Linked DNA regions of Homo sapiens: region 1 is linked to region 2. Evidence: chromatin loops called from intact Hi-C (ENCODE). Cell type or tissue: GM12878. All regions are shown on one strand. Each heading gives the region's core, and the rest is flanking DNA. Links, peaks and the distances in the headings are about the cores only.

Evidence for each region. Peaks named below come from ENCODE experiments on the same cell type or tissue, not always from the same donor. Only the 100,000 strongest peaks of a DNase experiment are listed, where the experiment ranks them.
Region 1: a loop joins it to region 2, with 11 times the contacts of the local background. A loop is called at or near these places in 1 of 110 quality-filtered maps.

The regions. Positions count from the first base shown.
Region 1 is chr13:24,733,506-24,748,434 of GRCh38, forward strand. LOC105370118 (a long non-coding RNA gene) reads right to left here and starts at 5,143. Exons shown (of 4, transcript XR_941759.1): 1 at 4,952-5,143; 2 at 3,281-3,899; 3 at 2,719-2,997. It also overlaps the pseudogene CLUHP9, the pseudogene IRX1P1 and a transcript of RNF17 not described here. RefSeq lists enhancers at 7,940-8,761, 14,303-14,352. In GM12878, for the core only: a CTCF peak has its summit at 7,933 (motif pointing right); no DNase peak of the experiment used is centred there.
Region 2 is chr13:24,959,078-24,974,006 of GRCh38, forward strand. It overlaps the pseudogene TPTE2P1. Among named protein-coding and RNA genes, the nearest start is that of CPAP, 44 kb to the left of the region's middle. RefSeq lists an enhancer at 10,518-11,425. In GM12878, for the core only: a CTCF peak has its summit at 9,491 (motif pointing left); no DNase peak of the experiment used is centred there; H3K4me3 peaks cover 436 bases; H3K27ac peaks cover 361 bases.

The DNA.
Region 1 (14,929 bases), core at 6,522-9,021, 230 kb before region 2:
TGAGATTATAGGCACCCGCCACTACAAGTGGCCAATTTTTGTATTTTTAGTAGAGACGGAATTTTGCCATGTTGGTCAGGCTGGTCTCGAACTCCGGACTTCAGGTGATCCACCCACTTTGGCCTCCCAAAGTGCTGAGGTTACAGGCATGAGCCACCGTGCCCTGCCTAATTATTCTATTCTTAAAATGGGTGAAGGTTATATGGGTGTATTTAATTGTCAAAAATATACAGTTAATTTTTGTGCCTATGAATATGTGTACATTTGAGCTCATTTTTTAAAAAAAAGAACTAAAAGAAATGATGGGATGGAAAATGGGTTGAAGTATAGATGAAATAAAAAAGGCACATGAATAGTAGTTTTTGAGGCTGGGTGACGGGTCTATTATACTATTTTGTCTACTTTGTGTTTAAAATTTTCTATAATAAAACACTGGTCTAAAAAGACAAGTTATCTACAATGTTCTTAAAATTTTGGTTATCTTTTCAGGGGAGGGCAAGAAAAAGTGATTTTCAGGCATGATAGAGGCTGATTCTATTCCTTGGTCACACAAGTTTATCCACTTTGTAATAACGCACTGAGCTTTACATGAATGCTTTGTGCATGCATTTCTGTATGCATGTTACAATATCAATAACAATTTTAAATATTACATTTAAACACAAAAATCCTAACAGCATCTCAGAACAATGGCAGCACTGTTGTTTGTTTTAAAACAGGATATGTTCACTCATGGCATTATCAGATGACTTTTAATATTTTGAGATATTTATTCATGTCCTAACCCTTGGTAAGTGGCATGGTTTTTATTTTTCATGATGCACTTTTTTTCAGCAAAGTCCTCCCCCAACCGTGCTGCTCACCAAGGCCCTGGCACCTAGCACAGTGCCCTGGGAAACTTGTAAATCTGGGTTAGATTTGGGACAAAACAGGAAGTAGAGGTCAGTTCCTTCCAAGAGAAGTAAATAGGTAATGCAAGGAAGATTGAAAGGCCGCAACTCAGCAGCAAATGTTTTTACATTCATTTGAGAAACACTTGCAAAGAGTTTACCAAAAAATGTTGGTTTAAAGCAGCAGTTTTGAGGACTGGCTGCACACTATGGAAAGCTGTTGTTTATTTATTTATTTATTTTTAAGATGAAATCTGGCTCTGTCACCATCACCCAGGCTGGAGTGCAGTGTCGTAATCATAGCTCACTACATCCTCCAACTCCTGGGCTCAAAGTATCCTCCACCTCAGCCACCAAAAGTGCTGAAATTAGAGGTGTGAACCACCACCCCTCTCCATTCCTGGGGAGCTTTTAACAATACTGATGTCCTGGTTTCACTCCAGGAATTCTGGGTTCATTGGTCTGTTGCAACTTGGGTTTAGGGGGATTTTTAAAAGCCCCCATGTGATCCTAATGTGCAGCCAGAGGTGAGAACTACTGGTTCATGGTGAGAGGTGCATTAGCTGTGCCTCATTTCCATGTGTGCTGTAGCAATTTGCCCCATGGCCATTGCTGCATTTGGATTTTTGGAAAAAAGCTTTGCTGTGTTAAAAATTAGAGAACAACTTCAAGATGTACTCAACTGTGTGGTTCAGTGGCAGCAGGAGGAAGTGTCTCCCAGCAGATCTATCTTTATGTCACTTGCGTTCTGAGTAAGAGGTTGTCTCTGGCACAGTAGTTTATGATGAAAATCATAAACAGGCGTGCTGAGGTGGGTGGATCACGAGGTCAAGAGTTCGAGACCAGCCTGGCCAACCTGGTGAAACCCCATCTCTACTAAGAATACAAAAATTAGCTGGGTGTGGTGGCATGTGCCTATAATGCCAGCTACTCAGGAGGCTGAGGCAGGAGAATTGCTTGAACCTGGGAGGTAGAGGTTGCAGTGATCCAAGATTGAGCCACTACACTCCAGCCTGGGCAACAGAGCAAGACTCTGTCTCAGAAAAAAAAAAAGAAAAGACAATCATAAATAGTCTACAAATACCAAAAAGAGATCAAAAGAATTTGCACATAATACTTTGGCCGGCTGCGATGGCTCATGCCTGTGATCCCAGCACTTTGGGAGGCCAAGACGGGCTGATCATGAGGTCAGGAGATCGAGACCACCCTGGCTAACATGGTGAAACCCCATCTCTACTAAAAATACAAAAAAATTAGCCAGGCGTGGTGGTGGGCACCTGTAGTCCCAGCTACTCATAGCTACTCAGGAGGCTGAGGCAGGAGAATGGCATGAACCTGGGAGGCGGAGGTTGCAGTGAGCTGAGATCGCGCCACTGCCCTCCAGCCTGGGCAACAGAGTGAGACTCCATCTCAAAAAAAAAAAAAGGATTTGCACACATGTGGAGTGCATTATCATGCTTTCAAATTTCTCCTATGATGAGGAATGAAAAATATAATATTGGGCCTTGATTTCCTAAATGGCCCTCCGCCATTTCCCCAAATTATTCCAACTTTTCCCAAGACACTTCAGAAACATTCTCTGGAGGGAAATATTGCAAATGGTGAAGAGTACTAGATGGATGAGAATCCCATGGGATTCTTGCTTAAACTGCAGAAGAGTCACCCTCCAGGACTTCAAAAATTTACGGAAGCTGCATGAGTAGTGTGGGCTATGGAAGTCATGGGCGTCGACGTCAGGCCGACTTGGTCCTGAGTCCCTGTCCAGCCTCTTAGTTGCTGTGGGGCTTTGGACAAGTTCCCTGACTTGAAACACTTATATAAACCTCACCTGCAAGAAAATGCATAGTGATACTGATTGCAAAAATGGCATCAATTCATCATCCTTCCCTGTATCCAGACCCTTTGCAGTGTGCTTGTACAGATGTTCTCATTAAGAAGCAGACTCTGTTTCCCAAACCTTGGATCTCAGCTGGCCTTATTTGCTGTGGCCAATAGAAGACTGCAAACATAACAGTGTGCCAGCTTGGGGCTTAGGCTCAAAAGTTCTTGAATGCTTTGTTTTTCTTTCAGAATTCTACCATTTCCATAAGAGCAAGTCTGTGCTAGCCTGTTGGAGGACGAGAAACCATGAGAAGCAAAGTGCCACAGTTGACAGCCAACTCACCCCCAGAAGCAGAGATGCCTAGTCAACCAAAAGTTAAGCACACATGTCCAAAGGGGCCCAGCTGGGTCCAGAAGAATGGCCCAGCTGAGCCCAGCCCAAATGGCTGAACAGCTCAATCATGAGTGAATAAGTTTTGGGTGATTTGTTATGCAGCAATAGCTAAATAATACATGCACCCAGTGCAGATAGGATGCTAGGATTCAAGGACAGGTTGATTACAAGTTACCTGCAAACAGAAGACACCCTACAGTTGCTGATTTTCTTTTCCTCTTATTTAAAGTTGGGCCTCTTGCTTGATGGCATCGAGTTACACAGAAATGCATGTAGACATGTCTGCATGTAATTGGTGCTTAAACTACGCAGTCCTCCACAGCATGTGAGGAAACAAATGTACACAGCCTGACCGTTAGGGTCAAGGCCAAATAGCAAAGTAAGTGTGCCTTTAATCTATTCCCTCCATATCTAAACTTCGTAGGTCAAGGCTGTGGACAGATCTGAAGACACTGGGTTTCCTCCTTTTGGGGGCCCCATCATCCTTTGTTCATTTTCTGATCTCTGGAAAGACGATGGGCAGCAGGTGGGCAGCAGGGAAACCTGTGGACACTTTGTTCTTGTAGCCCCTGCCCTCTAGAGGCACCATCTCTCACTCTTGGGCCTGAAGAGAGCTGTTGGGAGGGAGGAGGTGTCCCCTAACTTCTGGCAGAAAAGAGTGTTTCAGACCCGTCACCTCCCTCAGCTCAGGGCAGTCAGAGTCCTCCGAGCTGCGCTTCAGTGTGGTGGCCACTGGCCACGTGGGGCTGCTGGGCACCTGGAATAAGCTGCTTTGCACTGACGTGTGCTGGAAACTTAAAAATCCAGAGAGTTGCCAAAATTAGTACCAAAACTTATACACTTTATTAACAATTATATACTGGTCTCATATTAAAATGATCATATTTTGGCTATATTGGGTCAAATAAATTATTACAATCAATTTCACCTGTTTCTTTAATATGTGGCTATTAGAAAATTTAAAATACACATATGGTTCACATTTTATTTCTTAGAAGACTGTCTCCTTTTTGAAATCTCAGGCTGCCTGCTCAAAGGACCAGGGGCCAGGAAGATCATAAAAATCCAAAATTCTAAAATAATTGTCATTATGTTGTTTCTACTTGTGAATTTTATATATATATAAAATATATATATTATATATAAAATATATATATTATATATAAAATATATATATTATATATAATATATATATTATATATAATATATATATAATATATATAATATATATATAATATATAATATATATATTATATATATAGTATATATATAAAATATTTATAAAATATATATAAATATATATAATATATATATAAAATATATTTATAAAATATATATATAATATATATAAAATATATATATAAAATATATATAATATATATAATATATATAAAATATATCTATATAAAATATATATATATAATGTATCTATATAAAATATATATATAATATATCTATATAAAAATATATATAATGTATCTATATAAAATATATATATAATGTATATATATAAAATATATACATATAAAATGTATATATATAAAATATATATATATAACTTATAAATGAATATAATCTTATACACAAGGTTAAATGTAAATGTCCCCAGGGCAGGGCCAGGCCCAGTGCTGGGAGAAAGCCCTGTCTGAAAAACCTGCTGCCAGGGGCCTGTGGTTCTTGCTTCATCCAACCCAGTATCTGATGGCATCTCCTGTCTTCGGTCTCACCATGGCTTGCATGTGTGGGGCCTTCTCTCCATTTCTCCCAGGCCCCTTCTGTTCTCCCTGTTCCCTCCATCATGTCTCAGACTCTGGCCTTGGGACTAGAAGCCCCTTCCTAGACCTACCTCAGTTGTCATTTCCCCAAACCTTTCGCACAGGTTGAGGACTGGACTGCGGTCCTCTCTGCCCTGGGAGGCAGTGGGAGCTCAGCACCACCCACATCTCCTGCTCCCCTGACTCCCTCAGGAGAGATTTGTGGTCTTAGCTTGTCATCATCCTCTCTCCCCAGCTTCAGTGAGCAGGCCAGGGCTGCCTTGGGAATCAGGATGGCGACAGTGTTAGGGGGGCTCTCTGACCACGTCCGCATCACAGAGGAGTTAACTTGTTGTGACAGACAGGTACTAGGGCAGCTCTGCTGATGACCTAACCAAGGCCAAGGTTTGGGCAGAGCAACAAATGTTGGCAGCCTCCACCTACCAGGCTTTGTGCTGCTGTGCTTCTGAGTCAGTGGGGCAGGTTAGATAGGAGGAGATTGGGGCTGGCTGACTTCCCCCTAGCAAAGATTGGGGGAAAGAGTTGAAGTAGGCCGTGCGCGGTGGCTCAAGCCTGTAATCCCAGCACTTTGGGAGGCCAAGGCGGGCGGATCACGAGGTCAGGAGATCGAGACCATCCTGGCTAACACGGTGAAACCCCGTCTCTACTAAAAATACAAAAAATTAGCCGGGCGTGGTGGCGGGCACCTATAGTCCCAGCTACTTGGCAGGCTGAGGCAGGAGAATGGTGTGAACCTGGAAGGCAGAGCTTGCAGTGAGCCGAGATGGCACCACTGCACTCCAGCCTGGGCGACAGAGTGAGACTCTGTCTCAAAAAAAAAAAAAGAGTTGAAGCAACTTGCCCAAGGTCACACCATGACCAAGTTGCTTAGGGGAGCACTTGGATTTCCACCTCATGGCCGGCAAGCCAAAGCTGCCTGGTCTGGCCCGGAGGAAACGGGGACTGGTGTGTTGTTCTGAATCTCATGCTGAGAATGAGGGGCTGTGCAGAGTCTGTTGGAGAATTTCTGGGACAGCATCAGTGAAGCTCCTTCTCAACTGAGGGCCTCTATCTGGGGTGAACTGGGTCAGGGGAAGGCACAGCTGTTCATTTGGGGGAAACTGGGAGCATACTAGTGGGTAGGACATCAGCCTCATGTCCCTGGGAAGCTGGTGTAGATGGCTGGGGCTTCCATTACAGCAGTCCTGGATCTATTGAAGGAAGCCCTAATTAAGATCCTCAGCATGATCCCGCCTGAGCACCTAAAGTGAGGCTCCTGATCCCAGGACCCGGCTCTATAAAACTCTTCAGTCCGCTCAAGGATGAGACGATGAAAGCCACTGGGGGTGGGGCAAGGGTCAGTTACCTTCTTAGGAATAAAGCAGCTGGTAGGGGTTAAGAGAACAGGCAAGCATTTCTGAGTTCACAGGGGAGTGTCCAGTTCCTTCTGCCTAGGGGAAGGCTCCCTAGAGCTGAGGCCCAGAGGGGAAGAGAAGGGGGCTGGCAGATGTGGGGGGCTTCAGGGAGCTCCCCAACAGGATGCTGAAGCTCTCTGGGATGAGATCTGGGGAGAGTAACTAGAGGAGCTCTAGGTGATCCTCTGGCCCTGAAGACCTGCCTCTGGCCTGGGTGGGACAGGGAGGAGGCAAACAGAGGTGCCCACCTCTTTTGGGGCTTCCACAGGCTGCCTGCTTGCCTCATCCTCTTTTCTTGAAGCTCTGGGTTGCTGTGATGGGATGGAGTGATGTGCCTTTTGGGGCCCTACTTCCTGCTGGGGCTTCACCTGCTGAGGCCTGGGCTGGGGTGCGGCCTGGCCCTGGCATAGTCTCCCAAGTGGGTCCATGCCAAGCTGGGGAGGCACACAGGCCACCTGGGGTGGCGTAAGTGTCTTTTCTCGCTCCTGTCTGTTGTGTGGGCTTTCTGTGCTCCCAGGCCAGGACAAGGGTGTGCTTCATCTCTTCACCCTAATTTCTTTCATTAAGGCTGGGGAGGCACGTGTTCAAGCTGCATGTGTGCAGAGTGCTACGAGGGCAGCCCTGGCCTGTTCTCCAGAGAGGATCTCCTTTTTCCCTTTCCTTAAAGCTCAGATCCTCAGAGGTGGCCCTGGAACATGAGAGGAGGGGGTACTGGCCCAAGGCGTAGAGGTTTCTGCAGGTCCTATGACTGGGCTAGATCTGCCCCTGGGCAGGTCCTGAGGCCTGGAGGAGGAAGGGGGTTCTGCTGACATTTGGGTGCTGCAGCCTGGTCCCAGGGAGCAGGACCGCCTGGCCTGTGCTCAGTGGGGGTGGCACTCAAAGGCATGGGCTTGGCCATCGGACATATCTGAATGTTTCTTGACCTGGCTTGGCTGCCCCTCGCCTCTGTGACCTTGGGCAGCTGCTTCCCTGCCCTGTGGAGCCCATTTCCTTGGGTGAGATGGGGTGGTCGAGCCGATTTAGGGACCAGCTATGGGCTGGGCCTAGTGTGATATTGACTGTAGGGTAACCAGAATGGGGGCGGTTGTCAATACTCTTCTGGGTCACTGTCTGGCCGTCCTGTGCCGCTTCTCTCTCTGTAAGGTGAGGGTGTGTTTGGGGAGGGGTTGGGAGAGGGGTTCTGCCTAGGCCTGGCCCTTCTTCCCTATGATCGTTGTGTGAGGTCCAGAACCCTGCATGGAGCTATGTAGAAACACAGGTTCTGCCTGGGTCCCTGGGCCTGAAGGGGCGGGGACGGAGGGAGAGCCTGGCTCCTCTCACCCTGGTGAGGGTGGAAGCGGAGCCGTCCTGACTGGGCCCTGACCACATGGCAGAGGCCCTGGGGAGACACCCTGGCGAGCTGGGCATGCTCCTTCCCCCCAGCCACACAGCCCTCAGCCTCTTGCTGCCAGCTCTGTTCCCCCTGGAGAGACTTGATTCCATCCTGGCAGGGCAGGGGCTGTGAGGATGGAAAGGTAGAGCCTGCCAGCTTCTTAGTGGAGTTCAGAGGACTGGGGCACGGGGGCAGTTGTCCTCTGGGAGACGGGGTGGGGGTGTCTATCTCCCTCCCTCCCACCAGAATGAGTGACTCACGGGAAGGAGGTGCCTGCTGGGCCACCTACAGGGGGCAGCAGGAGCCAGAGGCCCCAGCCAGCCATTTAGCCCAGGAAGCAGACAAGGCACTCAGTGTCTGAGACTGGTGGACTGGGGTAGCGCCTCGTGGCCTTGGACTGGGTCTGCACCAGCTGTTGCCAGCAGCTGGCCAAAGCAGCTGCCCGTCCCCCTGGGGTGGGAGCTGAGGAGAGGACCCCCTTGCTGGGCCTGCCCCTGTCAGCCAATCTCCTAGGCCCTCGATCTTTGCAGGTCCATGTACCCCAAATGCTGGGCTCTCCTACCTTCCAGCATCCTTACCAGCAGCAGCCCCCTTTCTGAGGCTATAGGCAGGTGGGCCTGAGTGCAGGGAGCAGGTCCCCCTGGTATCCTGGAGCCACTGAGGCCTCCTGGCCCACAGCTGTCCTTTGGGCCAACCTAGAGTTAGATGCAAGTCACGGGGAGTGCACCCTTCCTGGGGCCACCCCAGCAGGCCTGGTCCCACTGAAACACAAAGTCAGCTCGAGCTCCAGCCCGGGGACCAACGACTGCATTAGGGCAAGGGTAGTGGCAGAGACTGGAATGATGGACACAGGCAGTGCCAGGCCTGGGCCAGAAAGCTGGCTACTTCGCTACCATGGCCATCCTGAGACTCCAGAGTCCAGGAGAGGGTGGCGCCAGGTGGGCAGTGGGAGCCTCGTGAACCAGTTGGCTACCCTCTTGCTGGGGAGGTCACTTGGCTTTCATCCAGAGATAGGAAGACGTTCAGGGTTCTTTGGAGGAAGAAGGAGGGGCAGGACAGGATGTCTCGGTGATAGGAGGTCCCTGGGGGACCAGCCATATTACTTTGAAATCTTACCCATGGGGGTGGAGGGTTCCCTGGGCTGGGGAGGAAGAACGGGGGCTACCTTTCCTTGTCTTCCCTCCCCTCCCCCATGCCTCCCATCCCAGACATGCCAAGGACAGGCTGCCCATCTAGGTCCAGATCTCTGGCTCCCGGCTTCTGGGATCTCAGCTCAAAACTGCTGCTGCACATTGGGCGGAAGCCCTTCCTGCTTCTCCCCTCACTCCGGTCTTGGCAGCCAGCATAGCTTTTCTCAGGGACCCAGTGGGGGAGGTTCCTCCCACCCGCCCTCCCTCTTGCTGCTTCTTGAAAGCTGATCCACTTCTGCCCCTCCTGCTCCTGTCTGCTCTGTTGTAAGAGTCAGGCAGGTTTTCACAACGTGATGGGGCTTGTCACTTGCTAGGGGATTGGGGTTGCCATGACATTTTCTCCAGCTTGGGCTTTGACATCTAGTACTACTGTAAGGATTTTGGCAGGGATGTGGTGGCCTCCATAGCACCCACCACCCACCTGAATGGCACGCACACATACAAGGTGGTGCATCTGGAGGGGCTGTGCACGCTGGGCACAGTGATGGTGAATAACTGTGGCTACCAGGTCATGGCCCAGTCCATCATCTTCCCGGCATCTTGGAGTGGAACCAGAAGCAGAGCTTCATCTATGGTTCCACTGACTTTGGCAAGAGGGTGGCGTCACAGCCACAGTACCTGGAGCTGCTGGGTCACTCAAGTTAGACCTCAAGATTCTGAGGCACTGTGTATTCAATTATTGAGATGAGGAGGTAGAGCTCTGCTTCTTGGTGGGTGTCACTGGCAAAACAGGCACCAGTATACCCTCCTCCTGCTGTGCATCTTCCCCTGACCACAGCTTCCTGCCCGTGCCCAGTACGCAGATGCTGTGCCAGCTTCCCCCATGCCCACCGGCAGGGGCTCTGCTGCCTGCACCAGGAGCAAGTGAGTGGCTTGGTAGAGCACTGGTGAGGAGCAGCCCTGGGAGGCTATAGCTAGAGCAGGCTACATCCTGCCAGAGAGCATGGCCACACTGGGTTGTCCTGGGGCTGGATCCTTGAAGAGAGAAGCTTTGGAAAGCGAAGAAGCCACACTCACTAGAGCCCCCTTCCCATCTCCCACCCACCCTGTGGTCAGTCTCCCAAATGCAGAGATCTACGTTGGTTGCAAACTAGAGAGCAGCCAAACCAGTGACCCAGCTGAGGCAGTACTGTTCCCTTAAGGAGCACGTGGAAATCTACTGGGTGGCTGTGAATATCACCATGTCAAGGGTGGGCAGGTGGGACACTGGGTGTTGGTGCCACTGGTGTTTCATGCTTAGGAGTTGGCCATGTCAAATGTCCCAAGCCAGAAATAACTCTTTCTCAAATGCCAGTGGCATTCCTGTCACTGTTGAGAGCCCCAGCCTGAATGGGGAGCCCCTCTCTGCCCCCTTCATACTATAGCTGTCTTCTTCCTGGCTGGGTAGATGTTGGGTTTTGCTGTGACCTGATGCTGTTGGGTGTGTGCACGCCCATGCAAGTGCACACTGGGCAGGATATGTCCCCATGCCTGCAGGTTGTGCAGCCCCACATTCCTCAGCCACAGCAGGCCAGGACGCTGCCAGGCCAGCAAAGCTTCCGAATCCCCCTCTACCATCTCCTGCTCCACCCTGTCTGGTGTACTCCAAGTGCCTCCTCTTCATGAAGCTGCTGCCCTGCAGCCTGATGCAGCAGAAAGCCAGCAGGCTGGAGCACCCTACCTCCCTGGAAAATAGCACTCTTCCTTCCTTGGAGTCTTAGCTTGAAGACCCTCTGGGACACAAGGCAGGAATTGAGAAGGGCAGAAGTGCTAGCAGCCGGGCCAAGGGGAAGGGGCTGGCTGAGAGCATTGCTGCAGAGGACAGCACAGGTGGGGTTGCTCTGGATGCCAGGGGAGAGCACCCAGCCTGTCCTGGCAGCTGGTCACTGTCAGTCATCGCTCATGACCCAGCCTCTGAGAGAGGCAGGGAGATGCCTCCACAGGGAGCTGTGGGGTGAGATTCACGCAGCCACTCCTCCAATGGTGGAGGTGGGCCACCTCCCAATGTGCCCTGTCCCCACAGTAGACCCTCGACACCAGGAAGTGATCCTCAACGTGTGCAAGGGAGTCAGCTCCATCAGCAGCCTGGCCTTCCACAGAAGGCCCTCCAACCTGGACATCTTATCAGGCAACTGGTGGGGGCTGGTTGGCACTGGAGCCCGGTGGGGTGAGACAGAGCCTCTTTGGGGGAGCATCTTTGGCCCTCGGTGCTGGTGTGCCTGTCCAGCCATGTGAGTGTGGCGCCTGCCAGCCCCAGACAGCATCTGTCTTACCACCCCCTGCCTCCCTTCTGCCTCATTCAAGCTTCTCTGCTCCTCTTCCAGGCAGGGGTTCACTTCCCTGAGTCCTGCCAAGATGACGTTTTGGAACCAGGAACAGCTGCTGAAAGATGTGGCTGCCTTTTTGCTCTCCTGCCAAACCTCTGGCTTGGTGAGGGAGGGGTCATGGGGTGCGTGGGGGCTTGCAAGTTTTATCACCCTAGTTGAAAACTTTTTTTCATCTCCTAGTGTAAGATAAAAACTTGGAAAGATGGGTCTCTTGAGATGTTGTTAATGGGGACCAAGGGTGGCCTAGGGAGCACGTAGGGAGCAGAACTCCTGCATGCTCTTCTGGAGAGGTGTGGTTTTTGGAACTTTTCTAGAGTGGGGGGAAAAAATAAGATCTCCATGGTCAGTGAAAGGGCAGTTCTTGGAGTCAGCTAGTGGTTCTGATTCCCCTTTTCCCACAGCAGTGGACTCGGGTGGGTGGGCTGAGAGGGCTTCCTGCTCTAGGAAGCAGAACAGGGCCCTCTCCCCTGCAAAGCGCCAGGGAGGCCCCCTCTAGTCCACAGGCGGGTGCTCCTGACTTTCCCAGCTTCGGCTTCGGGGACTCATATCTTACTCTCTCTTTTTCTCTCTCTCCACCTCCCTCCTCTCTCTCCTCTCTGGCTCTGCCCTGTGGCTGAAGGGCTCGCAGGATAAACTCAAGGGCAACCCTGGGGTGCACCCTGCCACCTTCTCGGCCCACACTGTACCGGCTCATTGTCCCTATGGCCAGTTCGAGTAAGGGGATCTCCAGGTGACCCGAGAAAGCCGCGTGCGAGAGCACAAGCACTCTCAAGGTCTGGCTCAAGGGGCACCGCAAGAACCCCTTCCCCACCAAAGGCGAGGAGAGAATGCTGGCCACCATCACCAAGATGACCCTCACGCCAGTCCCCACCAGCTTCACCAACGCCCACCGGCACCTCAAGTAGAGCACGGTGAAGTGGGGCGCGCACAGCAAGGACCAGGAGCACGGAGGCCTCTTCGACAGCGACACTGAGGGCGACCCCGAGAAGGCAGAGATTGACCTGGAGAGCATGCATCTCCATAAGACCAACACCCACGATGGCGACCAGAACAACGAGGGCGACGAAGACAGGACTGAGGAACATGCGCCCCTGCCGCCCTCACCCGGAACCAGGGCTCCCGGCTGGCAGCGCCAACGTGCTCAACCCCAAGGCTCGCTCTTGGGTCTGGCCAAGGAGGTCCCAGAGCCTGGCTGCAGGCGCCGGTTAGCCCCAGCGCTGCAGCGGGCGGCCTGCAGGGTGAGCCACGCGGGGAAGTCCAAGATCTGGTGGCTGCCTAGGGCAGCCTCGCGCCCGCAGGGCCCGCCCACCGCTTTGCTTACGCCGCTGCCCGTGGGCCACCCCGGCGCGCAGGGTCCCCAGCCCGCGCCTCCGCCACAGCCGGCTTTCCCGCGCAGCCACGGACTGCACTGCCGCCACGCCGGCAAGGGCTCCAGCTGGACGGAGGGGGCCTTCCTCGCTCCGGGATCCCTGTCCCACTGTGTGGCTTCCCGAGGCCTCCCCTTCCTGCGCCACCACCACCGCAGCCGCCCGTCGCGGTGGTCAGGGGCGCTCCGCGGAGACCGAGACCAGGCCCCGGCCCGCAGCTCCGCGCGTTCCCAGGCGCAGCTCCTGATGCCAAGTTCACTTGGACCCCGGCTGAGATTAGAGAGGCCTGGCGAGGTGTGGGGGTGCGCAGGGAGAATGGGCTGTGGTCGCCATGGTGCGTGTTGGTCTTGTGGAGATGGATGCTCCTCCGGGTCAATCTCTGCCTTCTCGGGGTCGCCCTCAGTGTCGCTGCTGAAAAGGCCTCCGTCCTCCTGGTCCTTGCTGTGCGCTCCCCACGTCACCGCGTTCTCCTTGAGGGGCCGGCGGGCGTTGGCGAAGGTGGTGGGGACTGTCGTGAGGATCATCATGGGCAGGGAAGGGCGCGCGGCAGTGGCCTCGAGCCCTGGGTCTTCTCCTTCCTGAATTTGCAAAGCCAGGCGAAGGCCCTCGTGCTCTCCCAGAGAGCTGCGCTCCACCCGCGGGCCTGCCTGCGCGTGGGGAGAGCGGGGAGGCGGGGACAGGAGACCTGAGCCCCTGGGCGCCCCTACCACGTGTCCCCCGTCCCAACACTGGACCTCTTCAGATTCCTTGCCGAGAGGGGCCTCGTCCCAAGGCTGGATGCGCCGCGCAGCGGTGAAAGCCGCCCTCGCAGCCCGCAGGCGACCAGTGGGTGCTGTTGGCTTTCGCCCCGGGGAGGGAACGGGCTTGGGGGCACTGGCGGCGGCGGAGCGCGGCGGGGAAGCTGTGGGGGTCGTGCGATGGTTATGGAGAGTGCTCCATCCGCCAGGCCTGGGCTCTGGGCGAGCTGAGGAGACCGGAGTTTTTCCCCAGGAGGGAGCCGCGCAGGCCGGCGACCTCTTCCCAAGGCTCTACTGCTGGACCGCGCCCGCGGCGCCGCTCCCGCCCCCCTTCAGCGCACTCTGCGCCTCTCGCTGGGTATGGCCAGCTCGCAGTGCGCGTTTATGCTGCGGTAAACGCATTGAAGGAACGCACAGCTTATCTAATAGGGTTTTGAAATAATTTTCGGTATGCCAGCTGGGGTGTGGTTTGCCCAATTCTGATCCTGTTTCCAGAGAACACAGCTGCTTAGACAATCTGTTATCTTCGCGTCCTGTCTTCCTTTTGACGCCAGAACATCCTAGGGATCAGGGGCCTCTCCCATGCCCTGGAACCATCCTCTCACGGTGCTGCTCTTCACTGGTGCCAATAACAGAGCTCCCGCAGGCAGGCCTGGATCAGTGGGGACTGGGGCCCTGAAGTGAGATGGAGCAAGACAGAGCGGCCCTTGGGAGAGGGGCATGGGGCGGCCCTGTGCTTTAGACTCGGCACCCTATGGCTTGAGGAGGTGACACTGTGTCGACGTGCGTTTGAAGGGAGGACGGCTGAAGGTACATGCAGTCTCCCGGACGTCACAAACTCCGCGGACGCGGGTCACACCCGCGCGCACGCGCAGCAGGGGTCTTAGCCACACAGGCGCACGGCGGGGCACGGCGGGGCACGGGCCCTGCTGCAAACGGGCGCGCTCCCTTCTGGGCAAGCAGGTGCGAGGCGCGCGCCATGGAACAGCCCTTAGCTGAGTTTCGGTTTGCGCGCAAACGGCCGGCCTGGCCGCCCAACGCAGCATTTCCAGCCAGGGCGCACAAACCTCGGGAGAGAAGGTGGAAGCCGCAGGGGCTCTAAAGGCAGCCCCAGGTTGGCTAAAGCGGTTCCTGGTACGGACACCAAGGCCCCCGTGCTCGGGCCCTACCCAGCCTGGTTCAGGTGAGAGGAGGCAAGCCTCGGCCCGGTACCGGCGTCGGAACCACAGTCGGGCCTGGCCCTGCTGCCGGGGCGGGGCTGCTGGACTTCCCTCCCGCTCCGGGCTGGACCTGACATCTGTCTCTCGCATCCGCACTGATCCGAGCTTTAACATTTTCTTTCCAGCCCGCGAACCACGCAGCTCCGGACTCCAGGCAGGAAGCGAGGGTCAGGGTCCTGGAAGAAAGCACTCTGTCCTTGAATTATTCACCCCTAATTGAGTTATCGTGACACCCTGTGGCTTTGGGAAACCTCTCCACAACCAAGTGGAGCCACAGCCCTCTGCTAATGAGGGTAGAAGGTCGAATTAGATACACATCAAAAGTGGCAGTAATTAAGCCTTCATTTGATTTACACCTGGGGCACATGCGGCTCATAGCCCAGATAGCCTGTGACTTAGAAATGGGTTTGAATAGAAAATCTACAAAAGTATGTTAGCTGTAACTGCCGGTGGTGGCAGAAGC
Region 2 (14,929 bases), core at 8,028-10,527:
GAAAAGGTATATAGTTTTAGGCATTTCTTCATTGTAGCAAAACATTGACTACCAGGTCCCTTTTGCTTTGGATAAAGAGGTTCCTCCCCAGTTCATTCACCCTTGCATTGTTTCTCACAGGGTCATCCCACAGAACGTCTGACTTAGAATCACTTGGGACATTGCTAAGTCTATAGATTCCTGGGCCCCAATCCAGATTTCCCGAATCATACTTTGGGGGTACAACCTAGGAATGTAAATCTTTACAAGCTCCTCAGTGGTTTTCATGCACACTAAACTTTTAGAATCAGTGTTATATAATAAAAGATCAAATGACTGAGAAGAAGAGAATATGTTTAAAAATGACCAGATATGTAAATTAAAATCCTTAATACATTCCTGGGAACATGCTCAGTGTTTGTGGAAGTGTGAAAGGCAAAGCAACACTGACCAGAAATAAATTCTGGAAAGCACCCTGAAGAAACTGTTTTGAACAAACAGGTTAATTTATCTCTGGTTTGCATCCAAACCCAGTGACACCAAGTTGGATGGTAACCAGAAAGCGTTATGGAATCTCTTTAGGTGAGTGATAGTTTAGGGAGGTGAACATTGCTGGTTTGACATTCAACCTTAAAAAGAACATCAGAGTTTTTCAGTTCACATGTTTTCTCTTACTGAACAATTTCCTAATGAAGTACTGGAAAAGACAACCTTTTTCTCCATTACTATTTGGAATTTTAGATCACATACATCGCCTGTTCCAACACCTAAATGAAATTAAAAAGTTAGGTTGGTTAGCGTGAACATCAATATGTCTCACCAATTAACATCATGGATTAAAAAGAGAAAAAATTATCCAAGCTAACAATGTATCAATAGTTACTTATTTGGTCTTGCATGGATTTTGTCTTTGAAAGACAAGGCTTCAAGCCTAGTTCTGTCTCTTAAAGCAGATTTTATAAGACTAGAGAAGAGAAAAAATATATATATATAGTTCGGCTTCAAAGACTTAGAATCCCATCACTTTATCTTTCCAGAAAAAATATTTAGGGAAGGTAGGCCGGGCATGGTGGCTCACGCCTAGCACTTTGGGAGGCTGAGGTGGGTGGAGGATTACTTGAGGTCAGGAATCCTAAACCAGCCTGGCCAAGATGGTGAAACCACATCTCTACTAAAAATACAAAAATCAGCCAGACGTGGTGGCACATGCTTGTAATCCTAGCTACTCAGGAGGCTGAGACAGGAGAATTGCTTGAACCCGGGAGGTGGAAGTTGCAGTGAGCCGAGATCACACTACTGCACTCCAGCCTGGGTGACAGAACAAGACTCTGTCTCCAAAAAAAAAAAAAAAAAAAAAGAAAGAAAAAGACAATTCTGGGAAGGTGACTTGCAACCTTTCTTGCTAATATGTTGCTTTCTTCAGACTTCTAATCATAATGATTCTTAATAATAAATACTGGAGTTTAACTACTTTGGCCCTACTTTAAGGCCAGTTCCTGATGCAATCTCTATAAAAATATAGGATAGTTTTATCCAAAAATTCCCGTGGTGTTCAGTATATATTTATAGACAAAGGCTCTTTTGTTCCTTTTTTTCAATTCAAATGACCCACTTCCCTCAGCATTTCCTCAAAGACTTGGTTTCTCAGCCAATTAATTGTTTTATTGCTTTCCTCTCAACTCTACATTAATTTTAATTCAAATATGTACAAAGCTAAAGGTAGAAAATTAAAACAAATATTTTAATAAACTAGTGTATTAATTATCTTTGATTGCTCATCTCATATGCTGTTTGTTTTCTTTTCATTTAGTTTTGTTTTCACTAACACCATGATATTCATTTGTCATTAGAAATCACAGTTTCTTGCCTCAGTTCCCTCTTTCCCATTCCAGGTGCAGAACTTCTTTCTATTGATGTCTACCAGAAATCAGTGAAATGTAGAACTAAACTCAGAAGGCTAAAAATACTAGGCTGTCTGTGTGGACACCAGCATCCTGGCCCCATGGCACCTATAGCACCCAGCACTGGCACCATCTCAGGTCCACAAGCTGGCTGCTAGAAGAGGTTTGCTTTAGGGGTTCCGAAGCATCACCTCCCTGCTACCTCTCTGGCAGTGGGAGTGGTGAGGCCCCATTCCTTCCACACAGACACATCCTGCTTTCCCGCCTCCCCTGAGTGTAAGCTGGGAGTGAGAGGGTTACAGATGGAGGAGAGAGGGGAAAGGGAGAGCCCAGGGTGATGAGAAAAAAATATGCCTCTAAAAGAAGGTGAGAAAATGATACGATACGGAGACACCTCCACCAAGGCAAACTCTGAACTAGAGGTGGTTCTGAGAAATAAGCAGGCTTGAGGGCACATGGGTCCTCCTCCTCCCTCATCAGAGGCTCCCTCTGCCCGGAAAAGTCCACCTGGGTTGAGACCGGAGGAGCAATGAGAACAGGAGAGATGGGAAGGGGATGAAGTCCCCCAAGTTGGTGATGGAAAAGAAAAAGTGAAGAACATCTAAGGGCTGGCAATCAATGGGCAATTGCAGGAGGAGCGGCATAAATAAGGAGGAGTTCCTGTGTGACAATATGTAAAAAGACAGGTATGAGTTAGGCTCATCTGTATATATAACTATGAGCAAAACTCTCCCAGAGTGGGGACATTGGCCCTCCTGCCCAATTCTTCAATTACACATAAAGCACTTAACCACGAATTGAATAAATAATGAATCTTTTTATAAAGAGTATCCGTCTTGGAGGGAGATTCCAGTTGTACAGATGTTTCACTTGTGCAAAATATCCAACATATCTATTGTGAAAAGCAACAGAAATCTTCCTTTAAGTGGAGATGAAGTCTAAAGTCAGCATTCCTTTTTTTTTTTTTTTTGCATAAAGCTTGTTAATGGAGGTAAGTAATTAAGAAAACATTTACTGGATGCCATTATATAACTGGACATTTTTAGGGATGCTGCCCCACAACTATCTACCTTGAGGGAAAAATACTGAATTCAGTGCAATGGGGAAGTAACAAGGATGGAGCCAGGCCCTGTTTATAGGCTGCTTATGGTTGAGAGGGCAACTAATCAGAAGCACAACAAAACAGTTACAGCATCATCAGTGTCCGGATAGAAGCTTAGTTGTGACTGAGTTAGAGGAAGGCTTGTGGTTTGGTGAAGAGCAGCTTCCTGGGCATGAGAGAATGGTATAAGTGAAAACTCCAGAGGAATACCTCCATACCTCAGTAGCAGGTTTCCCATCATTCTTCTCTTGTTCCTGATGCTAGAATTCTTCACTTTGCATTTCCTCAATTCTGTTTTCTCAAGGAAGCCCTGGAATTCTCTCAGCCTTGTCCTTTCCCTGGGGCAAGCTGTTCACAACGGTTCTCCCCTGAATCTTTCTTCAAGGTATTGAAGAGCTCTGGTACTCAATCAACTGGTTCAGAATTCAAAAGTTGGCCATCATGGTGGCTCCCGCCTGTAATCCCAGCACTTCGGGAGGCCGAGGTGGGCAGATCACCTGGCGTCAGGAGTTTGAGACCAGCCTTGCCAACAGGGTGAAACCTTGTCTCTACTAAAAGTACAAAAATAGGCCATGCGTGGTGATGGGCACCTATAATCCCAGCCACTTGGGAGGCTGAGGCAGGAGAATCACTTGAACCCAAGAGGTCGAGGTTGCAGTGAGCTGAGATTGCACCACTGCATTCTAGTCTGGGCGACAGAGCGAGACTCTGTCTCAAAAATTAAAAACAAAACAAAACAAAACAAAACAAAACTCATAGGTTCACAGACTGTTCCTTACCCATTGGGAAATGCTCATTAAAGTAACTAACTGCCATACTTCCCTTTAGAAAGGGCCAGTCATGAGATAGGCTCATGAAAGTCCTCCACTTAGGAGTAGATGTAGTCAGTAGAATGGCCCACAATGCAGGATCAGAATGTGATGGTGTCTGAGAATCACCACCAGACACAGAGGGCACTCTGTCCTGAGGTCTTGCCAACACAGCTCTCAAACGTGCAGCTGAATCCCTTTGTTGCTTTTTTAGTGAATCAGAAGAGATTCAGTTGCAGCTTTGGTGTGCTAGTTCTGGACTAAAGTTAGGGAAACTATGCACGACTGCAGAAGAAATGGGGATGAGGAGATGTGTGGGGGAGAGTTGTTGAAGGAGCTCCACCTAGCATCCCCTTAGCTTCTGCCACTAGATTCTCCACCTTTCCCTAAGGGCTGTAAACCACCAGGGCCCTCAAGCTGCTTGTGCTCCCACGCTTCCTTCTCCTACAACTTAAAACAACATGGACTTGTAGTAGAAATTAATACAACCAACACATAGGAGGCACTCACTACAAACAACAAGATATTATGAGAAAAGGGTGGAAAGATGGGTAAGCCATGGGCTTTGCCTTTAAAGGGGATACAGAAGTCACCACTTCAAATAACTAGAGAATGATGCAAAGTGACATAGTCCCTAAAAGAAACACAAAGGGCTCTAAGAATTGAAAAAGCAAGAGACTACTTCAGGCTGAGAAGGGAAAGGGACTCTAGGAAAAGGGGCATGAGCAACGGCATGAGGGTATCAAGTGTCCATAGGCTGGGAAAGAGCACACAGTCTAAATGTGTTGGAGTATGGGATGTGTGCATGCACATAGTGGAAGAGAAGGTTGGAAAAGTCAAACTGTGGCTCTTGAGTGCCAGGTTGAAACGTTTAGTTTATTGCCATTGGCAGTGGGGACATAGTATGGATTTTGAGCATGGAAATGGCATGATTAGGGCTGCACTTCAGTAAATTCACTTATCACTTTTAGCTTAGGGTCTATGAATATCTTTGTTTTGTTTTGTTTTGTTTTGGGCTTGGGTGTGGGAGAAAAGTATCAGTGGATAAGGCTGAGTTCTTCTGGCCCAAACTAAAGGTTTAGGGCCAGTAGTTAGAGTGTTCTTCTAACGGGGCCAAGAGTACTTACTCAGCTCCCACCACTTAAAGAAAAACTCATTTACAGCCACATCCAAATCCATTTCGGAATTCCCAACCCACTCTCACTTCAGTTTCAGGGGCAATATAGAAAAGGCAATATAAATGAGAAGCTGTGCACAAAAAGGGCTTCAGAGACTGACATCTAGATTTCAGTCCTTGGTTCAAAAGTTACTTTCTATGAACCTCAATTTTCTAATTTATAAGATGAGAATCATAGTAGTGCCTACTCATAGAGTTACTGAGAATATTAAATGAGATAGTGAATATAGAACTCTTAGAATAGTTCAGCAAAGTCTAGAATGTTGTAAATGCTATAGGATAAACATCCTGGTTTCTGCAATAAACAAATTACAAGTAATAAAAAATGGTGAGAAATCTATAAACTCAGATTCTTAAAAGAGACTTAGGAGACACAGCAACCAAATGAAATGTGTGGACTTTGTTTGAATTCTGATTAAACAAACTAAATTTTCAAAGATTTTAAGACAATTTTGGAAACAAACATGGAGTACAAATTTGATATGAAGGATTTTTAAGGTATAATATTTTTAGATATGATAAAAAGTGTTAAGGTTTTTTGTTGTTGTTTTAAGAGTACTTAAATGTCATAAAATGCTGTGGGATAAAATGATCTGATGACTGAAATTTCCTTTAAAATAACTCAGATTTAGGGAAAGCAAGAGTGGAGAGTGGGGTTGAGGGGTGTGAGTGGAGTGGGAAAGAACGGATGAAATGTGGCTGGCTGCCGGCTGAAATGACTGTTGCAGCAATGTGACGACTATATGTGGATATATTGTATGATTCTCTGGACTTTTGTATATGATTAAAATTCTCTATAACAAAATGTTTCTAAAAGAAAAAACAGAGTAACAGTGTATATTTCATATAGGTGTTATGGGTATTAAATGATATATGTAAAAGTGCAATACTGTCTGGGATACAGAAGGGGTTTTGAAAAGTTTATTTCTCCTTTTATTTTCTCTTTTAAAATACACCTCCCCCACAACACACAGAAAAGACACACACACACACACACACACACACACACACACACACACCAGGAGTCATCCAAAAACAGTCTTTGTAATGTTCTGCAAGGGTTGAATTGCCCTAGTAAGGGTTTGTGAAAGACTTGGATCTTTTTTACATTGAAATCAAAGGCTGGTGATTTTAGATACACTTCAGGGTCCTGGAGCCTTGGGTACTGGACCTTCCTACTTTGGGAAAATAATCAACTCCTGAGCTCCATAAACAATAACCAGTATAGAATAGAAAGCAGGATTCTCTGAGGAGAAGCCAGAGTCCCCAGCATGTGGGCAGCACCTAAAGCGTGACCCTCAGACTCAGGGAGGGACCAAGGCCTGTTGCAGGGCACCCAACTGCTGCTGCCTGATCACCAAAGGAGAAGAGTCTAAAGTGAAACCAAATAACAGGTGGCAATCTTAACCCACTCCCCTAAAAAAAAAACTCCCATTTTTAAAAAGAAAACTTACCTGAGAAGGAGTTTCTAGTCCCTGAAATTTACTGCTGTGGGTTTTATCTGTTTGCCTTTCTCCAAAATAATACAGGCTTTCCTGCAAAAAAGGGTACAATCCAACCATGGTTCATCTGCACTCTTTCCTTTCCTATATTAGGTACCCTTAGGGTTTCTACGCCTACCTTCTTTCCTAAAGTCAGTGATTTTGTTTGTTTGTTTGTTTGTTTTTTGGTAGAGTCTTGCTCTGTAACCCAGACTGGAGTACAGTGGCAGGATCTAAGCTCACTGCAACCTCTGCCTCCTGGGTTCAAGTGATTCTACTGCCTCAGCCTTCTGAGTAGCTGAGACTACAGGTGTGTACCACCATGCCCAGCTAATTTTTTGTATTTTTAGTAGAGATAGGGGTTTCACCATGTTGGCCAGGCTGCTCTCAAACTCCTGACGTCAAGAGATCCACCTGCCTCAGCCTCCCAAAGTGCTGGGATTACAGGCGTGAGCCACCCGTGCCCGGCCGAGTGATCTTTGGGCAGAAGCTACCGAAAATAACAAAATTAGGACTTCTCTCATTCAAGGATTCATACATTCATAAAATTTTAGAGCTGGAAAGACCTTAGAAAGCATCTGGTCCAACCCTTCTTTCCATATTACAAATGACAACACTGAAACCAAAAGAAAACCAAGCAACCTGCCAAGGAGATGCTGCAGCCAGTTAGAAGCAGCACAGGTCTGGAATACAGGTCCCTGGATCTCAGTCTAGGGCTCCGGATCAATGGCTGTCAATGACTTTCAAACCTTTTGTTTTTTAAGCTGCAATCCACATTAATAAACCTAGGAGACACACACACACACACACACACACACACACACACACACACACACACACCCCCCAATATTTAAACCTTTTGATATTTTCTATTCTGCTCTATTCCATTTTATTTTTAAAAGATGTCAGTTACAACCCAGTAACTTTATTTTACAACTCACTGATAAATCATGATCCATAGCTTGAAAAACACCATCCTAGAACACCCATTTTCAAAATCTTTGTATCTCAAATTAGAGAAAGCAAAGGTGGTGGAATGGGAGTGCTGGGCATTGTGCACAACCACCACCTCTTCCCTAGACTGCAGGCCAAACAACTCGAGCAGAGCTGCTGGAAATGGTAGCATCTCAGCAAGAAAATGGCAGAAAGAAAAATGATTGAGAACTCTGCTTTAAGTGGAAACAGCCCACCTTGTCTTATCAGAAATTTCTAGAGGTCACAGACTCCACATGTATTGACTAAGCAAAGATATTTACATTCAGGAGAGGCTTTGTTTTGAGTTGTGAAATGTTGCTTTTTATCTACCTAAGAGTTGTGAGGATGGGCAAGGCTCTTTGGAGAATTTATCTAATTAAGCTTGATACTATTCTCACGAGGAAGGAAGAAGTCATGGTACTGGCAGGAGTAAGAGCAGAGCCAGGTGAAGTGAGGGAAGTATCTTGATTACTGAATTTTTTTTCTGTGTAACATGGCTTTACTCCCCTCACCTTAATCCTGCCCCATCAGGTCTTGTCTTTATTTAAAATGTTGATATTGTATACAGCATAGATATTTTGCATTAATTTTTATTAAAATATTGCGTTAAAATTATTTATTTTAATTATTACAATTTTTAGCATTCCCTTAAATGTTGCACCTCATTGACCTCACTCTAGTCCTGGCCCAAAGAGATTCTGCAGTCAGCTACTAACTAGTGCACATTAAACAAGAAAGTATCAAAAACAGACTTTCTAAAAACTGCTTCTCTAATTACAGTTTTACTAAGCACCATGAATCAAATAATCATCTTAACGTCCTACCAGCGATGTTTCAGAACTAGCAAACTCAATCATCATAAGACAAATTTTGTAGAACATCTTTCATACCTCTGCAGTTAAAAATATTTTGGAGGCAATAAGGCAGGCACAAACCATAGTTCCGGTTCTTCCTAGAAAAGAAAAGTATTTCAAGGAACATACGTGGTATAAAAATACACTCAGAAATATTCAAGGAGTGCATTTTAAGTTGATTTTTCTTTTTTTTGAGACAGGGTCTTGTGTCACGCAGGCTGGAGTGCAGTGGCACAATCTTGGCTCATTGCAACCTCTGCCTCACAGGTGAAAAATACGCAAATTACATTTACAGTAAAAATATCTCTCACCATCTCTCCATAAAAGGACACGATGAGGTTTTTACTAAATCTGTAAGAAAGCAACAATTATGTCTTTTATAATTTTTTTGGATAATAGTAAAAAAGAAAAATTCCCAACTCATTGAGTACATTAATATAACTGATTCCAAAATTGCACAAATACAGTAGGATATTTTTACACCAGTCTCACATATAAATGTAGATTTTAAAATATACATATATTTTCAAAGTGAATTCAGCAACGTAGAAACACCATGTATCAACACCAAGTGCCATTTCTCTTAAGGATGCAAGGATTTTTTTCCAAGATGGCAGATTACAGGCTTTTAGCATGCCTCAGTCATTTGGAAATAGCAAGCAAGTACATAAAGACCAACTCTGTGAGCTTTAATTCAAGAAAGAAAATGGCAATTCCCCAGAATGATGAAGGACATCCCAGATCCTGGGGAGGACATTGCAGGCAAGCAGCCCTCAGGACAGCATTTGACTGATAAAAGTGAGTGAAGCCTCAGTATGTGAGAGAGGCAGACAGCATCCCTCTGTCTCACCTTTCCACTGGAGATCCACGCAACCCGGGCAGAGGAAGAGATTGTTTCTCCCAAACCTTGACGATCATTTGAGGAAAGACTTGGAGACTTTGTGGGGGAAAGACACAGGGAAACGCTGCCGGCATTGTCCCAAACCTGGACTGGGAGCAGGACAACACTGGGGGAATCTTCCCTATCTGGCTCCACCCATCTTGTGCCCCCAATCCCCCTACCCCTAGGGCTGAGGGAGCTCAGATTAATGTGTACTCAGGAAATCAGCCCATTCCTGGGGCAGCAGAGAGCTCCTCCCAATAAACAAGGATCAAGTACACAGCCAGCAGCACTGGCAACAGCCAGCTCTTACCCATGGCGCCATCTACTGGCTTGTAGGTCAAACCACACACCCAATATAAAACCTGCTGGCAGAAGTGCATAGGGCTACAGAAGCAAAGCCAAAAGACCCTACCCAGCATGCTCTACAGCCACACCCCCTAGAGAGGAGGGAAAGGGAAAGAAGAAAAAAAATAACAATAATATTATAGAAAAGGAAAGAAAAAGAAAAAATCCTACCCAAACAAAAATAATTACACAAATTAGAAGTGCTAGCATCTCCAGATGAGAGGGACCCACGCAAGAATTCTGGCACCATGAGAAATCTGAATGTAGTGACACTACCAAAGGATCACACTAGCTCTCTGGCAATGCTTCGTGCCAAAATGAAAACTCAGAGATGACAATAAACATTTCAAAGCTTGGGTTGCAAGGAAGCTCAATGAGATTCAAGGTTGAAATCAACAAAAAGAAACTTCTACATCAATCCAGGAAATGAAGGAAGAGATAAACATCTTAATAAGAAATCAATCAGAACTTCTAGAATTAAAAAAACTCACTTAAGGAACTTCAAAATACAACTGAAAGCTTTATCAATAGACTGGACAAAGTAGAAAACATAATTTCAGAGCTTGAAGACTGGTCTTTTGAACTAATCCAGTCAGACAAAGATAAAGAAAAAAGATTTTTTAAAAGTGAAGAAAGTCAGAAATATGAGATTATGTAAAGTGATCAAACCTACGAATTACTGGCATGCCCTAGAGAGAAACAGAAAAAGAAAACAGCCTGGAAAACATATTTGATGGAATAATTCAAGAAAATTTATTGAATCTTGCTAGATAGACATCTAAGTACAATAAAGCCAGACAGCACCTGTGAGATACTATAAAAAATGAACATTACCAAGGCATATACTCACCAGACTGTCCAAGGTCACTGTCAAAGAAAAAGCCCTAAAGGCACTGGAGAAAAAGGCCAGATCACATACAAAGGTAGCCCCATCAGGATAACAGCAGACTTCTCAGCAGAAACCTTAGAAGCCAGGAGAGATTGAGGGATCTATTTTCAGAATTGTTAAAGAAAATAAATTATAATCAACAGATTCATATCCTGCCAAACTAAGCTTCATGAGTGAAGGAGAAATAAAAACATTTTTCTTTTTTTTTTTTTTAAATTTATTTTTTATTTATTTTTTTTTATTGATCATTCTTGGGTGTTTCTCGCAGAGGGGGATTTGGCAGGGTCATAGGACAATAGTGGAGGGAAGGTCAGCAGATAAACAAGTGAACAAAGGTCTCTGGTTTTCCTAGGCAGAGTGTGTGTGTCCCTGGGTACTTGAGATTAGGGAATGGTGATGACTCTTAACGAGTATGCTGCCTTCAAGCATCTGTTTAACAAAGCACATCTTGCACCGCCCTTAATCCATTTAACCCTGAGTGGACACAGCACATGTTTCAGAGAGCACAGGGTTGGGGGTAAGGTCACAGATCAACAGGATCCAAAGGCAGAAGAATTTTTCTTAGTACAGAACAAAATGAAAAGTCTCCCATGTCTACTTCTTTCTACACAGACACAGCAACCATCCGATTTCTCAATCTTTTCCCCACCTTTCCCCCTTTTCTATTCCACAAAACCGCCACTGTCATCATGGCCCGTTCTCAATGAGCTGTTGGGTACACCTCCCAGACGGGGTGGTGGCCGGGCAGAGGGGCTCCTCACTTTCCAGTAGGGGTGGCCGGGCAGAGGCGCCCCTCACCTCCCGGACGGGGCGGCTGGCCGGGCAGGGGGCTGACCCCCCCCTACCTCCCTCCCGGACGGGGCGGCTGGCCGGGCGGGGGGCTGACCCCCCCACCTCCCTCCCGGACGGGGCGTCTCGCCTGGCGGGGGGCTGACCCCCCCACCTCCCTTCCGGACGGGGTGGCTGCCGGGCGGAGACGCTCCTCACTTCCCAGACGGGGTGGCAGCCGGGCGGAGGGGCTCCTCACTTCTCAGATGGGGCGGCTGCCGGGCGGAGGGTCTCCTCACTTCTCAGACGGGGCAGCGGGGCAGAGGCGCTCCCCACATCTCAGACGATGGGCGGCCGGGCAGAGACGCTCCTCACTTCCTAGATGGGATGGCGGCCGGGAAGAGGCGCTCCTCACTTCCTAGATGGGATGGCGGCCGGGCAGAGACGCTCCTCACTTTCCAGACTGGGCAGCCAGGCAGAGGGGCTCCTCACATCCCAGACAATGGGTGGCCAGGCAGAGACGCACCTCACTTCCCAGACGGGGTAGCGGCCGGGCAGAGGCTGCAATCTCGGCACTTTGGGGGGCCAAGGCAGGCGGCTGGGAGGTGGAGGTTGTAGCCGAGATCACGCCACTGCACTCCAGCCTGGGCACCATTGAGCACTGAGTTAACGAGACTCCATCTGCAATCCCAGCACCTCGGGAGGCCGAGGCTGGCGGATCACTCGCGGTTAGGAGCTGGAGACCAGCCCGGCCAACACAGCGAAACCCCGTCTCCACCAAAAAAATACGAAAACCCGTCAGGCGTGGCGGCGCGCGCCTGCAATCGCAGGCACTGGGCAGGCTGAGGCAGGAGAATCAGGCAGGGAGGTTGCAGTGAGCCGAGATGGCAGCAGCACAGTCCAGCTTCGGCTCGGCATGAGAGGGAGACCGTGGAAAGAGAGGGAGAGGGAGAGGGAGACCGTGGAAAGAGAGGGAGAGGGAGAGGGAGCATAAAAACATTTTTCTAGAGAAGCAAATGCCAAGAGAGTTCATTACCACTAGACCAGTCTTACAAGAGATGCCTAAGGGAGTTCTAAACATGGAAATGAAAGAATGATACCTGCTATCATAAAAACACACTTAAGTACACAGCTCACAGACCCTATAAAACAACCATACAATAGAAAGTACAAAAAAACCAGCTAACAATTTCATGATAGGGTGAAAAGCTCACATGTCAATAGTAACCTTGAATGTAAACACACCACTTAAAAGTCACAGAGTGGGCTGGGTGCGGTGGCTATTCCTGTAATCCCAGCACTTTGGGAGGCCAAAGCAGGCAGATCACAAGGTCAGGAGATCGAGACCATCCTGGCCAATGTGGTGAAACCCTGTCTCTACTAAAAATATAAAAATTAGCCAGGCGTGATGGCACATGCCTATAATCCCAGCTACTCAGGAGGCTGAGGCAGGAGAATCACTTGAACCTGGGAGTCAGAGGTTGCAGTGAGCCAATATCATGCCACTGCACTCTAGCCTGATGACAGAGTGAGATTCTGAAATAAATAAATAAATAAATAAATAAATAAATAAATAAAGTCACAGAGTGGCAAGTTGGATTAAAAAAACAAAACCCATCTGTCTGCTGTCTTCAAGAGACCCATCTCACATGTAACAACACCAATAGGTTCAAAGTAAAGGGTTGAAGAAAGATCTGTCACACAAACAAAACACAAAAAAGAGCAGGGGTCACTATTCCTAAAACAGATAAAACAAGCTTTAAACCAACAATAGTAAAAAAGGACAAAGAAGAGCATTACATAATGATACGGAGTTCAATTCAACAAGAAGCCTTAACTATCCTAAATATATATGCACCCAACATTGGCTCACCCAGGTTAATAAAACAGATACTTCTAGACCTATGAAAAGACTTAGCCACACAATAGTCAGGGGACTTCAACACCCCACTGATAACATTACACAGATCATAAAGACGGAAAACTAACAAAGAAATTCTGGACTTAAATTCAACACTTGATCAATTGGACCTAATAGAAACCTAAAGAACTCCCAGCATTTTGGGAAGCTGAGGTGGGTGGGCGGATCACGAGGTCAGGAGTTTGAGACCAGCCTGGCCAATATGGTGAAAACCCATTGCTACTAAAAATACAAAAATTAGCCTGGTGTGGTGGCAGGTGCCTGTAATCCTAGCTACTCGGGAGGCTGAGGCAGAAGAATTGCTTGAACCCAGGAGGCAGAGGTTGCAATGAGCCGAGATCATGCCACTGCACTCCAGCCTGGACAACAGAGTAAGACTCAATCTCGAAAAAAAAAACACCTACGAACCAAGAAGGCCCAGATCAGATGTATTCACAGCTGAATTCTATCAACTATACAAAGAAGAACTGGTACCAGTTCTACTGAAACTATTCTAAAAAATTGAGGAGGGACTCTTCCCTAATTCATTCCATGAATCCTGCATCACCCTGAAACCAAAACCTGGCAAAGACACAATAAAAAAAAGAAAACTAAAAGGTAATCTCAATGATGAAGACAGCCACAAAAATCCTTAACAAAATACTGGCGAACCAAATCCAACAGCACATCAAAAAGTTCATGATCAAGTAAGCTTCATTCCAAGGATACAAGGTTCAGCATATGCAAACCAATAAATGTGATTCACCACACAAACAGAATTAAACAGAAACCACATGATCATCTCAACAGATGCAGAAAAAAAAGCTTTTGATAAAATCCAACATCTTTCTTGATAAAAAAAAAACACTCAAGAAACGAGGAATCAAAGGAACATACTTCAAAATAGAGCCATGGGCCAGGTGCAGTGGCTCACATCTGTAATCCCAGCACTTTGGGAGGCCAAGGCAGGCAGATCACTTGAGGTCAGGGGTTCAAGACCAGCCTGGCCAACATAGTGAAACTCCGTCTTTACTAAAAATACAAAAATTAGCCAGGCGTGGCGGCACATACCTGTAATCCCAGTGACTCAGAAGGCTGAGGCAGGAGAATTGCTTGAACCCAGGAGGCGGAGGTTGCAGTGACCGAGATTGCACCACTGCATTCCAGCGTGGGTGACAGAGCAAGACTCCATCTCAAAAAACAAACAAACAAACAAACAAAAAAAACAGGCTGGGCGCGGTGGCTCATTCCTGTAATCCCAGCACTTTAGGAGGCTGAGGTGGGTAGATCACCTGAGGTCAGGAGTTCGAGAGCAGCCTGGCCAACTTGGTGAAACCCCATCTCTACTAAAAATACAAAAATTAGCTGGGCGTTGTGGCAGGCGCTTGTAATCCCAGCTACTTGGGAGGATGAGGCAGGAGAATCACTTGAACCTGGGAGGTGGAGGTTGCAGTGAGCCAAGATTGCACCACTGGACTCCAGCCTGGGCAAGAAGAGTGAAACTCCATCTCAAAAAAAAAAAAAAAAAAAGAAATCATTTCCTTTGCAGCATCATGGATGCAGCTGGAAGTCATTATCCTGAGCAAATTAATGCAGGAACAAAAAACCAAATACCATATGTTCTCACTCATAAGTGAAAGCTAAACAATGGGTGCTCATGGACATCAAGGTGGCAATAATGGACCCTGGGGAGTTCTAGAGGGGGCACAGCAGAAAAGGGCACAGGATGAAAAACTAACTATTGGGTCCTGTGCTCAGTACCTGGGTGATGCGATCACTCACACCCCAAACCTCAGCATCACACAATATTACCAATAAACCTGCATATGTACTTCCAAATCTAAAAGTTAAATTATACCAAAAATC